3 separate regions of the Homo sapiens genome follow, and regions 2 and 3 are each linked to region 1. Evidence: read pairs that join two places in POLR2A ChIA-PET (ENCODE). Cell type or tissue: OCI-LY7. All regions are shown on one strand. Links, peaks and the distances in the headings refer to the core of each region. The heading gives the core; the rest is flanking DNA.

Region 1 (5,794 bases), core at 503-5,502:
GAGTTAGTGAAGGAAGGTCACTGGAATATCAGATGTTTGTAAGAGCGCTTTTCGTGGCTGCCGATCCTAAGGCCATGTCACTATCTCTCTGTCTCCATGTCTGCCTGACTGATCGTCGCTATCCTGGACTTAGTCTCTGTCCCTCTGTGTCCCTACGTTTCAGTCCTGATTCGCTGGTTGCCAAAGGCAGGGCGGTGGGGGCAGAGGCCAGGCCCCAGCTCTAGGTGCTAGCCGTTCCTCCTTACCCCGCCCCCTTTCTTAACGACCGGGCCTCTTCCGGAGGCCTGCGGCAGAGTCGCCTAAGCATTTGAATGGACCTCAGCCCTAGGACCCTGGCGCCCTCGGAAACCGGATCTGAGGTCCGGATCACTAACGTTCAGAGATGCAAGGGAAGCCGAGAAGTTGCCGAAAGGGCCTGAGAGCTGCTTCTCCTTCTCCCTGGGCAGCAAACCTCCAAGCCTGTGCGGGCCAATCTTTGCATCCTGGTAACCAGCGCTTTATTTAGCGCCTAATCGCTTTCCTGTCCTGCAGTAAGTGCTTTCCATGAATTATTTCATTCATTCCTTCCAGCAGCTCAACTTCCATTACCCCACTTTGGGGATCAACACTACCCTGGCCGCGGCTATTTCCGGTGGAGCTGGGGTTCGAACCTAGTCTGTCTGGCTCCAAACTACTCAGCGCGGGCCACACGTGCGTTGGTTTCCCCAGGCAGCGATAAGGGTACCATTTACACAGGAGAAAAATGAGGCCCGGAGAGAGTAAGTGACTAAATGGGCATCAATGTTATGTCAGGCACAGAGCTGAATGTTTTACCTTTAGCGCATTTCATTTTCCTGAGCCCTTTGAGAGGTGGAATTTGAGGGCCCATAGGAACCATGAAAAAGCCAGATAGAAGACTTGGTGGGTTGAAGCCTTGCAGCTCCAAATGGCAGAGTGGTGAACAGGCTTTGGTGGCAGGGCCAGGCTTATCTTCCACTTCTGCTTCTTCCCAGCTTCCAGACCCTTGGAGGAGTTCCCTAAACTCAGGCCCTCATTCTCCCCAAGGAATAAGGAGACTCATAGGTTGGCTTGGAGATAAAAGGAGATAACGTAGTTAAAGCCCTTTGGAGTGGGTGCATGGCACAGAGCAAGCTCTTAAAAGATGATCAGGCACACAAGGCTGGATGGAACCCGCCTTTCTAGACCCTGCTCAGCCTCTTCTTCCCTTCCTTCCTATCTGCAGAAGAGGGAGATGATCTTTCCAAAACTCCCTACTGTGAATAGTAAATGGCTTTTTTTTTTTTTTTTTTGTCTCCAGTGGAGACCGGGGCAGCAGCCTGAAAGGGAAGGCTTTTAATCCTGGCTTCATTTACCACGTGCCACTCCTTGGTGACAGTGCAGATCCTAGTGTGCAGGTAGCTCTGGCGGGCCTCACAGGCAAGGCGGAGGACCCAGGGCCGTTCCTCCTACCTGGGGTGACAGGAAGGAGGGTACAAGGCCCAGCAAGGCACATCAGTTGCTCCGTGCTCACCCTCCTCAGTTTCAGAGATTCTGGCCTCCTTGCTCAATGCCTGATTGGCAAGTTTCCCAGTTCTGGGCACTCAATCCCAATGCTTCAGCCCCAACACACACACACACACACACACACACACACACACACACACACACTGCAGTCCCCACCACTTCACCAGGGTAAGGCAGAGACTGGAGCTCCAGGAAAGGAAAGAAGGTTGAACAGATTCTGCGGTTTCCACGTGCTTGCACTGACCATACCTTTCGGTGAATCCTGGGGAGAACCCATGAAGTGTGTGGGATTATACCTTTTTTACAGAGCAGCAAGCAAAGTTCAGGAGGGTCAAGTGACTTGGGCAGGGTCACACAGCTTGGAATTGGTGAGGCGGGAACTGGCCCGGGGGACCTGTGGGACTTCAAAGCCTCCAGTTAATGTTTGCGACGCCTCTGCGCCCCCTCCCACTCCTAGGGTGGGGACTAGGCTGTGGGAAGAGGAGGGGAGAATCCCACAGGGGTGCGGGGAAGGGAGTATTAATTCTCTGGACAGTTTCCTATTAAGAAAACACCGACTCCGGCTGCCTCCTCCCGAGTGCCGCCGCTTGGCCTCCTGAAGGCGAGGCCTGTGTATTTGTAGTTTGATTCTGCCCGTCAAGGCTAATTTCTCCCTACAACTTAATGGACTCGGCTTGACGTGCGTAATGATTCCTAATCACGAACATTATTTTCGCTAGCGCGGAGACATGTTCCAGTTGTTGTGACAGATCGCATTTCAGCCATAATGACGGAAAATTACCATTTCTAATTCTCCGGTTTTTGACACCTAAATCCACAGACCATATGTGGCGGCGGGAACTCTGGGCCCGACGGTCCTCCTTCCCCGCCGCAGCGAAGCTGTGCTGTCGCCCAGGGCTTCCACCCCCGAGCCGCGCCCAAAAGGGGGGAGTGGGAGGGGCCCACGGGACGGACCCAACTTTAGCCTTTGAACCACTTCCTCCAACCTGAGGGCCCCCTACACCAAGGAGCAAAGACCAGAGCTTGGACGGGGCCTCAGAGACTGTTGCATCTTCCGTGACTTGTTTTATAGATGGAGACTGAGGGCAGAGGAGAGTGCAGCTTATCCAAGATCTCAAGGCTAGTAATTGGTGAGAAAATTCTGCACAGAACCATTCCCAGTGGTGAGACTGTTTTTGTCCTTCAGCCCGGGAAAGGCAGACCTGGCTCCCTCCTTTTATTTGCAAGCCTCAAAACCATCAAGACAGGCAAAGGTTTTTGTTTGTTTGTTTTTTGTTTTTTGTTTTGCGGGGGGGGTTTGGGGGGTGTTTCGGGGAAACATTGACAACGTGCCAGGAAATTTAGGCACAGAGAGGGTAAGTAATTTGCTCAAGATCACAGCGCTAATACGAGATGATGCAATTCACCTTCCTCTCACTTTCGGCACTCACACAAACCAGGCGTGACTAATTATGGCCACTTCTGGTGTGAGGAAACTGAGGTTAGTAGACGGAAAGCCGAAACTAAGACTCTCACATCCGTGTCCCCGCGTGTTACCCAATTTAGTAGGTCCAGGGGATACTGCGAACCCTACTATATACCAACATTTTGTAGGTTGTTTTGGGGGTCACTTCCTCTCCCCCATTCCTCCCTCCTCACCCTCTACCCACTTGAAGCTAGACTCCGGGCGAAGCTCTTGAGATACAGAAGTAGAGACGTAACCCCGTCTACCAGGGCCTCACTGTTTAACTTGAAGTTCTAATATAGATCAATGCATTTTTTTCTTGGGGAGTAGGGAGATCCACGCGGGGGCCAGTGGAGTTAGCTCACAATTTACTAACCCTGCTTTTAGGAATACATCACAGAAACCTCAGATACCGCCTCTGTAAATAGGGTTAAAGATGCCCCACTCCAAAAATGGTTGCAAGCTCAACACGGCTCCTTTCCAGACACTCGAAGGGCGCGGACCTTCGCTGAGACGCCACCCACGCAAGTGGAGGAAGCACTTGCGCCACTGCTGAGCGGTTGGAAGGGGAACACTGCAGGTACGCCCCAGTCAGGCAAGGAGGCAGGACCAAAGCCCTGAGCTCTCCGGAGGCTGGCGGGGAATCCCCAGAGGCTATCTGTAGTCCCGGCTGACCCCTGAGCGGGTGAGGGGGCGGGGGGCGGGATGTGGGAGTGATGGGGGGCGTTGAGCGCTGAGAGGATGTTGTGGGCGAGCCGCAGGCCCTCCCTGCGTAGCCCACCCTGAATTTGCGGGCGCAGCTCGAGTCTCAGAGCACTTCTCCTTGTGTAAAAGCAGCGATGACCCACGAGTGTCAACGAGACCAGGTGCCCATTAGGGAAACAGAGATGGAGAAGAAATCACGCGCCAAGGTCTGAAATTCGGCGTGGCTCTCACTCGACATCTCCCCATTCTCGCCACCCGTGCACCCGCCTGCAGCGGCGCACCGGGCTCGGTGCTGCACCTGCCTCCTGGCGCCTGCGCCACTGCCCCCGCGCGGGTCCCACCGCGCAGGACGCCCCTTCCTGCTTCCGACGTCTGCTGTGGATCACACGCGGTCGCTGCCAAAGCCTCCATTTCGGTTCTGACCCAGTGACTTTGGGGACGCCCAGGGAGGAGATGTGGAGAGGATGTGGCCAAGGTGAACCAGCCAGTGTAAGTGCTAATGCTTCTGGCTTCTCGGTAACACCTACCCTGCCCCACCACCCAAATCGGGCCTTGATCAAAAAAGAAGCGTCTTGACAATACATTTTTAGACATAAATAAGTTGAAGGTGCCCACGGAGGGAGGTTGAAAACATTTGATTATCAGGACAGAGTAGAAGCCTGTTTGGCTCATCCTTTTGGCCAGCTCTAAAGCAGCAGTGGACACTTCTTTGCGATTTTGCAAGGATGTTTGTGAATGTACTTTGTAACTCCTAGAAAATAGGCAAAAAACCGTGAGTGGATGTAGTCGCACCGCTGGCACCTGTAAGAACGCGCCCTAAAGCTGTGGAACTGCTATTCAGGTTCCAGGCACACGTCTCAAGCCTCAAACCTCCAAGAGTTGCCTTAGCTGCTCATTTTACTGGTAAGAAGACGGAGGTCAAGCCTGAAGATAGTGGCTCTGCTGTTTTCTTAGGCTGCTTGAAGCTTTAGATAAGCAGGAAAATTCCATCAAAGAAATCCCTGTATGTAAATTGGGAGAAAAAGATATGATGAATATTAATGCAGAGGCCTCTGAACAAATGGAACCTCCATTTTCACATCCAGCACAGGATCATTTGCAGCCAGACAACCTGAGAGTCAACCCCAACTCTACCTTTTACTAATTGCATGATATTGGGCCTCAGTTTGCTCATCTGTAAATTGGGTGCAGTGATAGAATCTATCCCACAGGGTTTTGCTGAGCATTAAATGAGTTTAAACTTGTAGATGGCTTAGAATAATGCCTGGCATGTAGCAAGTACGCAGTTACTGGCGCCTGGTGTATATAGTAAGTACTCGATATACATTAACTATTTTTCAAAGACACCACAGCTCACCTGGGAAGGAATCTCAGGTATTTGCCTGAGATTCAAGCAAACAAATATGGAAGCTACCAAAGGCTCATGAAGCCTGAAGGATCCTTGCAGAGAGATGTTCTAAATGTTGCCTAGAAAGGCAGTTTGGAGGGAGGCCTCTCCAGTCAGAGGTCTGGATGCTAAGTTTAGCTCTGCCACATATTAGCCAGGTAATTTTGAAGTAATAAACAATCTCTTTGTGCCTCCATTTCTTCTTGTGTAAAATGAGGGGCTGTTGTGAAGATTAAATAAATACATGTAAAGCATTTAAAGCCAGACCTGGCAGAAAGGGTGCTTTATGTTTGCTTTAAAAATATATATGTACAACATTTTTCTCTATGCCTGACATTCAGTAAGAGCTCACTATTGTCAGCTCTTATTCCTTCTTGGTATGTAAGCGGCCTTTACAGACATTACCAGTGTAGGGAAAGATGAGGTAGTTAGTAAATGTTCTGGTAATTGTGTGTGATTGCTCAGAGACAAGGACTTTAGGGATATAATCTGAGTTCAAGACTGACAAAACCACTCACTAGCTGGGTGGCCTTGCATCAGTCACAGCCTGGCGGAGCTGGCTGCCACCTGTTCAAGGAAGATAACAATTTCCACTTAGCAGAGGAGGCTCCAGAATTTCCCTATAGGAAGAGATTGGGGGTCTGGGGGATGGTTGGAAGCTTGTCTTCAAACTGTTCTGGCAGAGAAAACAGGCTCTTGACTTAGATTGATTGTACGCTTGTGATCTACTGGAAGGACTTCAGGACATGGAGCGG
Region 2 (5,794 bases), core at 579-5,578, 56 kb after region 1:
AGATAGGATCTGAATATCAGAACTTAAAAAAGCTTTATATTTCTTGATGTGAGGTTAAGCAATAAGGACCATTGGCTCTGAGAAAAATGGGATTAAACACCTTTTAGCACTTACTAAGTATTGCCTAAAATCTTACTCTGTAAAAGTTAGTATTGTTAAGCACTGTCTTTTGAAGTAATCAAATAACCCTAAAGAGTTGTGCAAGTAAAATGAATAGACTACTGCCTGCTTAGGGGTTTCTGAAACTAGTTTATATACTTCTTAGTGATGGCTAGCCCTTTCTCATCTGCTTCATTTGAGACAGCATTATAGAAGAATTCAGCCTTGAATCTCAAAAAATTTAGATTTTTGAGAAATTCGATTTGTACAAGTTTTTGGACAAATCTTAGTCTGTGACATTTTGGTTTTCATATTCATAGGGCTTTAAGAACATTTTAGTCATTAGTCTAAGTGTTGAAAGTGTGTGTCTGTGGTAATGATGGTGATAAAACATTAGCGCTCATTAATGCTAATGGAAGTTCCTCATGGAAATCCTCTGCGCAGTGGCAGATGGAACAACCTATGTTTAAATAATGGAAAGATTGTAATACAAACCCACCAAAATTTAGAAAACTGTGCTGGTTAATCAAATGTCTTTTTCTTTTCAGTTGCATAGTTAAATGGTATGACTAACTTTCTCTGATTTTAGTATTTTATGTTGGCTTATAAATTTATATCTTTATAATCTTTTTTTGAAATGAGATCATTTTTCAGTTTCTAATCTTTTATTTTCTTTTGATTTGCAAATCATTCAAAAAGTGCTAATTGAAACTGGAGAAAACTGCATAATTATATGAGGGGAATAGTTTAAAATGTTCAACTAAAAAGCATAGTTTGGCTTTTGTAAGCTTACTCATCAGTTGCATTGAGAAGGGAGAATAGCTTATCTCATAAATTTTTGTATCAACCAAATATTTTATAAAATGCACAAAAGGATTTTTAAAGATTGCCTTTTAGAATGCTTTTACAATGCTTGTATGGGGAAGATGATTAGTTACAGTATTTTGTGAAGGCTTGGAAGTATACATAGTTTGTTTAAATGGAAATACTTTGAACAGGTTTGAAAGCATTGTAATATTTAGTGATATACATGGTATGTATCCTACGTTTGTTCTGAATAGGGCTATCAAATGCGTTTCTATTTTGTGGGTTAAATTTGAAAACGTAATTTTTTGACTATGTTTGCCATATCCGATAGTAGCTGACAATCACATTATAAAAAGATTCATTAATTTGAGCTGAAATTATGGGTGCATTTTTGTAGTTTGCTATTATTCCATGAGTTTTAGAAGCCATAGAGTTTAGAACCTACGACAGAATTCATATGTATGATTGGATGGTTGAGTATATAAAGCTTCAGTTTTTATTTTTAAAGTATATTTCTTGCTCCATGGACATGTGCTTCATTCTGTTCTCTAAGAAAAACATTTTTCTAAGGCTTAAGTTTACAAATTAAAGCTTACTTTATTTTCTTTTGTTTTGAAGGTGATTGTAAATATGGTTCCATGGAAATGGAGTAAAAAGATAAAACTAGATTCCCCACTATAATTTCTTTTGACGTTGTTTTCGCAATTCCAAATATCATGTGAGCCTGCACATAAAGGCAAATTGGGCTCAGAGTTTCTTATTGTGACTTAGTATTCTGTGATACTGTGTCACTTGTTGTATTGTTACTTAATTTTTTTGGTATTCTTATTTTTATATTCATTTTTTATATTCTAGGAAACTTGAATGTTACCCTTCAAATTTGGGATATAGGAGGGCAGACAATAGGAGGCAAAATGTTGGATAAATATATCTATGGAGCACAGGTATGATATGAATTCTGATTATTCCAGTATTGAAAGTATACCACTTACAAGCACACATGCAAATCTACTCCCAAATGCACACACACACACATTCTTTCTAACTTTTTATCTGATACGTAGAGAGAATAATTTTATATTTGTGCTAGTTCTTTGGTTTCATGCTCTCCTAATTATGTTTGGAGTGATTTGGGTGAGGGAACAGGAAAACTCTGAACAGCTTTCGTATGTTATTTACATTACTAGGTGTTATTGTTAGCAGTTCAATAAATGCAGTGATAAATGATATTTTGATATGTATTAGCTGGTTTTGTTATAGTGACTGCTTTCAAATAAACTGAATGAAAAACACAGGGATGAAAATTTAACTTCATTTTAAGTTACAAGGACTGAAAGTATATCTATATGTCTATGTTTTTGTGCAATGAATATTGATAGCTTTTCAGATTTAATAGACATGTCTGTATTTTCTATCAGATAACTAAATATGACAGTGTATATGTGAAACACATACAATAATTTACTATGATAATGCTGTATTTTCAGAAGAAAATCCATGTAGAGCAAGAAAAATGAAAATGAAAAATGACCTGAATAATTACATAAATTTCGCAACATGAGCTTATATTCTCCATGAGCTTATACTGATATAATTTATAAGATTTTAAATAAAGTTATTATACAAATAGAAAATATGCAGGGTAGTAATATACTTTAAAAGTTAATCATTTCTCTCTGAGCATGTTCAGTGAAGAATTGTCTTTTTAATATTTGGCAGATTGCTTTTGATTAAATGACAGACTTTAGAAATGCAGTAATACCATTGAAAGTAATCATCTGATGAAGTAGAGAATATGGTATATAGCCGAATATTAAGTAGGTTGTGCTTACTGAGCTCTGTATGTAATACTTGATGTGCTATTTCTTTATTTTTGCTTTTTTTCTCTACTTTTAATTAGTGTGTATCTTCTACATCATCTGGAGACTTAGGGGTAATAGTAAAAATTTCTAGTTCTTTATTGGAGTTTGGTATTTTAAGTGAGACAAATACAACTTGGTTATGTGGAAACATGTTGCTCATAATAAATGATTCTATAGGATGGAGATATAGTATATTAAGCACTCTGCTGTACAAAGTTTGGTTCATGTCAAATACCGTTGCCTTGATTTTGGATGAAAAATAGATTCTGATTTATTTTGTAAAATATTCGGAGAAGGACAGTATGGCTATAGAGGCTAATATGGTTCTGAATCACTTATAAAGGCCCCAGAGTTTTGATTTTTTGCATTGCTGATGCAGAGATTTGGCTCTTAAAGCTCTTATCTTTTATACATTGTTCTTAGTCTCCTGCAAAATTTTTCTGTTCACATTTATAGCATTTTCTTCTGTGGTTAAGTGACTTGATATTTTATGCATGTTCATTTTTCTCTTAAAAAGTACATCTCAGAATTTTGTGTATGGCTTTTTTGTTTTATTTATTTATTTATTCATTTTCTGTTTTAAACTGATTAAAGTGGATACTAAGCTAGAGACAACTTGCTGGACAGAGATTTGTGGGAAGCCACAGTTCTTGTTTCATTCATGTGGTTGATAACATGGGAAAATAACACTCTTCTCTTTGTTCCATAAAATCTGTCTTCAAGGCTACATATATGATTTTAAGAAAATGAAGATTAGATCTAACTTCTAATGAAATTTGACTCTTGGTGTCAAATAGAATAGTCTTTTATGATTTATAGGTGTAACCAGAGTTAGTGGAGAACAGGAGGACTTTATGCATTTCAGGGTAAATAATAATATATAATTCAATTAATACATTTTTCTTCACTTAAAAATTAGGGGAGTATTATGCCCATGTGTTGAATTCTGTTAATTCTATCTTCAAGTCATTTAAAAATTTATTATCTAATTTATTTAAATTATTTAAAATTTATTACTATTATATAAAAATTAATATTGATGTGAAATTTGTGTATTATAAAGTTAACCATTCTGAAGTGTATAATCAGCTAGGCGCAGTGGCTCATGCCTGTAATCTCAGCTAACTGAGAGGCACAGGTGGGAGGATCACTTGAGCCCAGGATTTTGAGGTTGCAGTGAGCTATGATCACACTACTGCACTTCAGTCCAGATGGCAAGTGACACTCCATCTCTAAAAAACAAAATAAATAAAAAATAAAGTATATAATCGGTGTCATTTAGTACACTCACAATATTTTGTGACCATTTCCTTAAGTCAGTTTTTGACAGTATATATTTTATGTTATTACAAAGCTGCCTACAGTAAGCAGACATTAATGAGAACATTTGTAGAAATTTCAAGAATTTCCATCTTTTTTGAAAGTCCGTAAGTTTAGTAAAATGTCTTCATTATTTTTTAAGGTACTTTTTTTCTTGGGAGAAAGTGAATGTTATAGTTCTTAGAACTTGTATAAAGTTTCTGTCTTGAAGGTACATATCGACTTCTTTCTCTTTTGGTGGTGCATTTTATCGTTTACACTTAATGATTGCTATGACTCTTATAAGGATGTACTGTGTTTTTATTAAACAATAATTTAGTACAGTATTTCTGAGAAATTCATGGATCTTTCTATGAAATTGTCTGACAAAACTGGGAATTCTGAGATGATGAAATGAATTGTCAAAAATAGATGATAGGTCATGGTGGCAGGCACCTGTAGTCCCGGCTACTTGAGAGACTGATATGGGAGGATCACGTGAGTCCAGGAGTTTGGGGCTGGAGTGAGCTATGATCATGCCACTTTACTCCAGCCTGGGCGAAAGAGTGAGACTCAGTTTATAAAGAAGAAAAAAAAAGGATGATAATATAATAACTTTTTTCTGCTTTCCAGAGATTCCAAATAAATGCTATGTTAAGTACATAAAGTACATTGACCAGTGGTCTATTTTGTTAAACTATTTTTAAATTCTATATCCAGGCTAGAGAAGCTGTGACTCATTATTTACTACTATAAATTGGAGAAAATGTTACTTTTCAAAACCAGTGCTTTCAAAAACATCCTAATAGCATTTTAATAAGCTCAATATCTTTATATAATCATATAATTATTCTTCAAAGTAGATCTGTATTGCTTCTGGAGTTATAGATGCTTTATATTACCTATCTCATGAATACTTTGGATTTTGATATACTACAGGACAGAAATCTTCAGAGATGTTGAGACAAGCTTTTTCAGGATATCAGTTTAATGTGTTATTTAGGGTTTTGTTTTAGGTTCTCTAACTTCTGTATTGTGTATAGAAAGAATTATACATGTCTGGGTCATTAAACTAGTCAATCTGTTTCTTTAAAGCATTTCTTAACATCTGCGTAGAAGCTTATATGTAGGCTGGGAGTTAACTTGGATCCAAATAAAACTGATTATTTTACCCTCTTCAGTCCCTTTGCCCCCAGCAACATTAAATGTTAGCAATAGCCTGTTGAAAGTGTTGATGAAAACTAAATTGAATTGACACCCCAAAAAGAATTAGTGAGGTATTTTGACAAGAACTAGTTCTAAGAATTGAAATATGTCCCAGTTAAATTCCCAGATTTTAAATTAACTTAAAAATTTCTAGGAGTCTTTAGAAAGATGTTATAGGGGATTTTTCATAGTGGTTAGGAGCAAACACACAGTACATAGTGTTTAGTGCCCTGTAACCTGTGGCTAACAGAGGCTAATAACAAACCTCAGAGAAGGACTGGATGTTTCATTTTTGTAGCTCTTTCTGTCCTGGAATCTAAGTGGTTTGCAAACACTGACCCACTGAGCATAAACTCAATGAAGTGTAGTCACTTGTGAGGTAGAACATAACTACTATTGTGTGCCAGTGGCCCCACACAGATGAGCCTACTTTTTAAGTACCAATGAAAGGATTTGGTGCCTACATGACAGCTATGGAGAGAGTGCATCTCAAAACTGGACTCTCCAAGACCTTCTGCTCT
Region 3 (5,794 bases), core at 552-5,551, 560 kb after region 1:
TGGTGTTTTTCCTGGGAGTTCCACAGCATTGCAGCAAGGGCCTCCAAAGGAATAGGTGGATTTGAGCAGGAGGCCTGGAGCATTCCCCACATATTCAATCCTGTCTCATGTTTTACCCAGAATATCTCTGCTTTATCTGTCTCATATATATATATATGTCTAATTATATGTATATAATTAGACTACCACATAGTACTTCTTTTGAACAAAAAACGACTCTTAAAGACAACCATTTAGGAGTTCCTCATTCTTTTTGGCCTAAACCTGTTTGTACTATATCTTATTTTCTCACTCGCAAACTCTTGTCTCCATAGGCTATCTTTGATCTTACCTTCAGACAGACTCTTAAAAATTTAATACATGTTCTGATTCTGCCTCTTGGCTCTTCACATAGGATTTCTCTTAGTAGGCAATCGTCCTCCTCTCCCTACCATCTCCCAAAGGCCAAATGTCTTCCGTTATCTATAATAAGAACCTACAGAGGCCGGGCATCGTGGCTTATACTTGTAATCCCAGCAGTTCGGGAGGCCAGGGTGGGTGGATCACTTGAGGTCAGGAGTTCGAGACCAGCCTGGCCAACATGGCAAAACCCTGTCTCTACTAAAAATACAAAAAAATTAGCCAGGTGTGGTGGTGCACACCTGTGATCCCACCTACTTGGGAGGCTGAGGCATGAGAATTGCTTAAACCTGGGAGGCAGAGGTTGTAGTGAGCTGAGATCGTGCCACTGCACTCCAGCCTGGGCGACAGAGTGAGACTCTGCCTCAAAAAAAAAAAAAAAAAAAAAAAGAACCTAAAGCTTTGATTTTCAGCTCAGCTCTTTTTTTCCACACCTTAGCTAGTTCCTGGTGACAACTGTTCCACTGTCCTCTGTAGCATGGAGGAAGGATTTGAACACTGACAGAATTTTTCTAGACTGATTCTTGAAGCTCCCTTGAAAACAATTCTGAGGGTCCCTTAAATCTTTGTTAACAGCTCACAGCAATTCTTCCTTCCATCTCAGTTGTGATTCTCCCTCTGCCTCAAGCTGTCTTTTACTGGGAGAATTTTTACTTTAAAAAACCTATACTTATATTTCAAAGGCCAAATACAGTTTTTTTACTGACTGAAATCTCTACTATGTCTACTTTTGGCTCTTTAAATATGGTAAATATCTTGCTTCCAGAATCTGTGGAATTTTTGTCTCTTGAGACATGTGAAATTGAACTGGACTTGGTCTTCAAAAAGATGATTGTTGTGTTGGTAAGAGGATGGAAGGGATGACCTGGAAGGTCTACTCCAGCTCTGATTCTGATGATGTGATTCTAACCAGATGGGGCCAATGGCATATTAGACGTCTATTGATGCTACCTCTGTGCTTTTCATCCTGGGTTTATTCTTCTGGTAACTGTATATTTTTCTTGGCCAGCCTCTCCATTTGTGATGCACAGCATGTGCGTCACAAAAGCTCTTTATGTCCCACATGGAGGAGGCTGCAAGGATCTTGTGAAGGAACTGAGCAAATCAGATGTCTGCATCTACATTTTCGTTTTCTTATGGAAACCCTGCGATCCTTCACAGATTGCGGCTTTTAGTGTATATTATTTATTTGAATATGGCCAAAGACATGACTTCTTAATGTTATGGTGTCATGTCTGTGTCTGAATAAAAATAATAAACCATAACACAATATCACACCATGTATGATTTTTCCTTAATAAGAGCACAAGGTAGTTATTAAACAGTAATTTAAAGACAGTTGGACAGTCATTAGATAAATATAACTTGTTTGGAGACCAGATCTTTTATGACTTAAGCAATTATATTTTAGGCATTACATATTCTTGGAAAAATGTGTACTTCTATATAGTTTTTTTTTTAATTCATCTGCTCATGCTACATGGGGAAAAAAGTGAAAAAGAAGATGAAATCTATTGGTGATATTAGCTGAGGGATTTTTTGTAGCATATTGTGTAGGTCATAACTACATATCATTGTGTTTCATCATGGACCCAGCCATAAACAGAAAATGAAGGCTGGCTCTAGAGGTGAAAGCATTTGTGCTTAGAGAGAACTGTGCCAGTTATTATGGGACATTGCTTACGGTAAGAAAAATCTTATCTCTCCTATTTATTTTCCACGTTGAAAAGCAACCCATGGCACTCACTTGTCTGGCCATCTTCTTGTGCTAGAACTTCCTGCCTCACCATTTAATATAGGATAAAATTAAAATTTCTTACACGAACACATCATGTTTTCCTTCATTTTACCTCAATTTTTTTTTCTAGTCTCATTATATCTTGATATTTCTCCCTAAATAGTAAGCTAAGAAACCTAAAACTGTTTGCCATTCCAAAACACTTTCTAGCACTGGTCTACCTTTTTTTTTTTTTCTTTGGTTTCTTACCCCAGTCATCTGCTTTTAGGCAACTCCTATTCATTCTTTGAAACATAACCTAAATGCCCTTCTGTTTCATTCAAAGCATTCATCAGACATCTTGTATGTGCTGGATGCTAGGGGTGTCCTTGCCCTCATAGAGCTAGTTTAATCAGGTAGAAAATACAGGAGACGTAATAAGCAACTGCAGCACAGCATGCACTTTATGATGAGTTATCTATGCTGCTCTGAGATGGCATGAATGTAACATGGTTTTATAAAATTCTTTCTTGATTTAGTTTTGAAGTCCCCGCTGGAGGCTGGTCAGTTTCTTTTCTTGAACAGCTAATTAACTCCATACCCCCAACCACTTCCTTATCAGGCTTTCACATGCCTGAACACTATCCACCAGCCTAATCGCCCCAGGGCCAGGTACCAGACAATCAGGGATGACCCCATGCCTCAGAGCCTACTGAAGGTATTCAGACTCGCTAATTCTGAGCCCGTGTACTCTGTATTCCCTGTTTCTTCCCATGGAAACCACCATAAAGATACTTGCCCATGATTTTCCTTTCTCCCTCTGCTTTGACCCTGAGTGGCATGTAGTACTCTTACCCAAATCCTGTAATGTACACAGGAAGAGTAGTCAAGAGATCACAACCTTCTTTTTAAACTTATCATCACTGGCCTGAATCCTTGATTCATTTTTCTTGTGTTGTCTGCCATATTACAAACTCCTTTGGGCAGAGACTTTATTATTTATCTTTATGCTCTGGGACCTCACAGAGCCTGGCATACAGTACATGTTCAATAAATATCAAATAGTAATAAGGTAATAGAATAAGCGAATAAATGAATACCACGAAATGGCACTATTTTTTTGGTCTTGTCTTTTTGAGAGTTGCCTTTTATCCAATTCTGCACCATGTTGATTGTCTCAAATACATGAAATTTAATATAATACACTCTTTTTTTCAAGTTTAAATCATTTCCACAAGACCAGTAATTACTTTGTAAGAATAATGCCCAAATATTCTGACCTTTCCTCTCTATTCTGAAAGTGAAAATTATCAGTGAATGAATTAAGAATTCATTGCATGCTTTTCTCTTAAATGAATGAGATTTCTAGCAGATGTTTGAACTGTTAACAGTTTTTGCCACGACCCTATCAAACCTGACTGCAAGAAGCCTCTGAGAAATTTCTCACCCATTTCTTTTCTCTGGCTGGGGGTTGCAGTATGCTCTCACAGTTTTTCACTTCACTGTGGCTTGTATCTTTCCAACATAATTTTATGTCCAACAATGACATGAACTTCCTTGGAAGTACTGATGTCTATTGCTGGATGTCTGAAGCAGCAGTGGTTCACTTCTATCAGGATAACTTTCATCAGCAGGCAGATTAAAATAACACTTTTAAAATGTTTTTTTTTTTCTATATATAAAACTTAAGCAATTCTCCACACTTTGAGGGAGGATGAACTGTTCTCAAAATGCTGTTAGTCAGAAGCTGAATAAGACCCCATACTGGCATCAGGAAAATATTTAAATGATTCCCTTCTAGTTATTTTAGCAATAATGGAATTCAGCTCAGGAAGTTTATGTTAAATGTAATCTCACTGGAGTTTTCAGTGAGCTTTTCACCTTGCCTGATGGATGATAAAGAGTCAAGGCCTCTTTCAGCGGAACTGTACTCTTTTTTTATTACCCTCTCTCCTATTCTGACTAAAGAGCACATTTGATATAAATGGAGAGTTTCATTTAAACAGATCACAATCCAATTTGAATTCTTCTTATCAGATTGGACTACTCAAAAATGGTGCAGCAAGAGATTCAAACCTTGCTTGCTCACAAGGTTAATATTTACAAATATTGACTTCTGTTGAGCCCTTTGGAACTTAAAAAATAGTCTCTTGATTTCTCAGTGATAACACAGGAGGGATTTTTGTTTTGTTTTTTTAGTTGGGCAGTGCACAATTTTATATTTTTACTCTGAAAGCTGGTTTGCAAGGAGGTGCATAAATATTATTTATCAAATTACTAGCATTTTTTGCAATGCAACTTATGTTTTTATAATGACACCAGATTAAGAAGAGTGAAAGAATTGAGCTGCAAATCTAAGCTTTGCACTCCCAATCTTATGTTGGAATAATAAATTCAGTTCAGCCATAACTTACTGAATATGTCTAATATTTCTGAAAATGTCTGAGATATTACTGGATAGGTCATAGAAGAAATATGGAGAAATGGAAACTAGAATGATCTGTGTGATTCTAGGTAAGTCTTATAATCTTGCTGTTCCTTCTTTTTTCTCTGTCAGATTCAGAGAACAATTTCTGCCTTGTTAGTTCTATAAAGTTAAAGTAAAGCTCACATATGACAGTGAATGTGGAAGTGACATGCAATTTGGAAAATAAATCAGGCTTATTCACTCTGAAGTTGAGAGAGACTTGGAAGCAGGATCTGACTCAAAGTAATATTTGTACTCAAACTGACTAGTCAACAATAAGGTATCTTTCATTTGATAATCAGCCTCAGGGAATGTGCAAATCCATACCATTGCTTGGACCTTTTCTCTTCCATTTCCTATTTAATAAATTTCCATCTTGGGTCACATTATTTTGGGAAAGTTAACTAATCAAGTAAACTTATTTAAGGTGAAGTGTTAATGCATGGTAGTGATTGAATGCTATGTATTTTCATCTGTACACAGGGATGGCAAAGCTTCAGAAAAGCTACACACACACACACACACACACACACACACACACATCCATAGATGTCCATACATATACACATATTTAATTTAATTCATAGATATTGAAAAATAAAATTCTTATATTAAAATCAATATGGACAAATTTTAAATTATGTCAATAATTTAAAAAACAAATTCACATGAAATTTTAAGATTTAAAAAAAAACTTTAAATGAATTGCATGCTTTTTGTAGGATGCTATGGTTGTGTTTCCACAACTTCCAAGGGCACAAGTAACTTTTTTCTGTCATTAGACTTCAAGGAAAATGTTTTACAAATACTGGCTTAAGAATTGACTCCTTAAAAATAATCTATTTATAGAGAGGGAATCCTAGAAGCCTCATCTTCATAAGTGATGACTCATACAAAGTTTAGTGGCAAGACGCAGGTATTTTAGAATATGCATACAACTTATAGAGAAACAGAGATGCAGAAACAGACAGTGAGAACTCAAAAGAGAAATGGAGAGGGGAGCTAGGAGAGAGAACTTTCAGATCCATTCAAACCATATTAATCTGGAAAATCATTTGACTATTTTTTTTTGTTTTTTTTTTGTGTGTGTTTTTGCCCAGACTTTCTAGAATGAAATTAACCAAGACTGAGCTCTTTCCAGAGTAGATTTCATCATTTTTGTATAGGAGAGGCTTGGTGGGATAAATCTGTTGAAACGGGTGCTTTAAGCT

What was found. ChIA-PET counts read pairs that join two places held together with the same protein. Peaks named below come from ENCODE experiments on the same cell type or tissue, not always from the same donor. Only the 100,000 strongest peaks of a DNase experiment are listed, where the experiment ranks them.
Region 2: POLR2A ChIA-PET joins it to region 1 with 11 read pairs; 6 of 35 experiments call an interaction of 5 or more read pairs at or near these places.
Region 3: POLR2A ChIA-PET joins it to region 1 with 11 read pairs; 2 of 35 experiments call an interaction of 5 or more read pairs at or near these places.

The regions. Positions count from the first base shown.
Region 1 is chr4:13,525,884-13,531,677 of GRCh38, reverse strand. It overlaps LINC01097 (long intergenic non-protein coding RNA 1097), which reads left to right and starts at 261. Exons shown (of 4, transcript NR_034054.1): 1 at 261-530; 2 at 2,576-2,756; 3 at 3,432-3,527; 4 at 3,785-5,359. RefSeq lists an enhancer at 3,302-3,381. In OCI-LY7, for the core only: no CTCF peak of the experiment used is centred there; a DNase peak (open chromatin) is centred at 2,947; H3K4me3 peaks cover 839 bases.
Region 2 is chr4:13,470,374-13,476,167 of GRCh38, reverse strand. It overlaps RAB28 (RAB28, member RAS oncogene family), which reads left to right. Exons shown (of 7, transcript NM_001017979.3): 3 at 1,762-1,850. Among named protein-coding and RNA genes, the nearest start is that of RAB28, 11 kb to the left of the region's middle. In OCI-LY7, for the core only: no CTCF peak of the experiment used is centred there; no DNase peak of the experiment used is centred there.
Region 3 is chr4:12,962,512-12,968,305 of GRCh38, reverse strand. It overlaps LOC105374493 (a long non-coding RNA gene), which reads left to right. Exons shown (of 3, transcript XR_007058047.1): 1 at 1-4,630. Among named protein-coding and RNA genes, the nearest start is that of RAB28, 520 kb to the left of the region's middle. In OCI-LY7, for the core only: no CTCF peak of the experiment used is centred there; no DNase peak of the experiment used is centred there.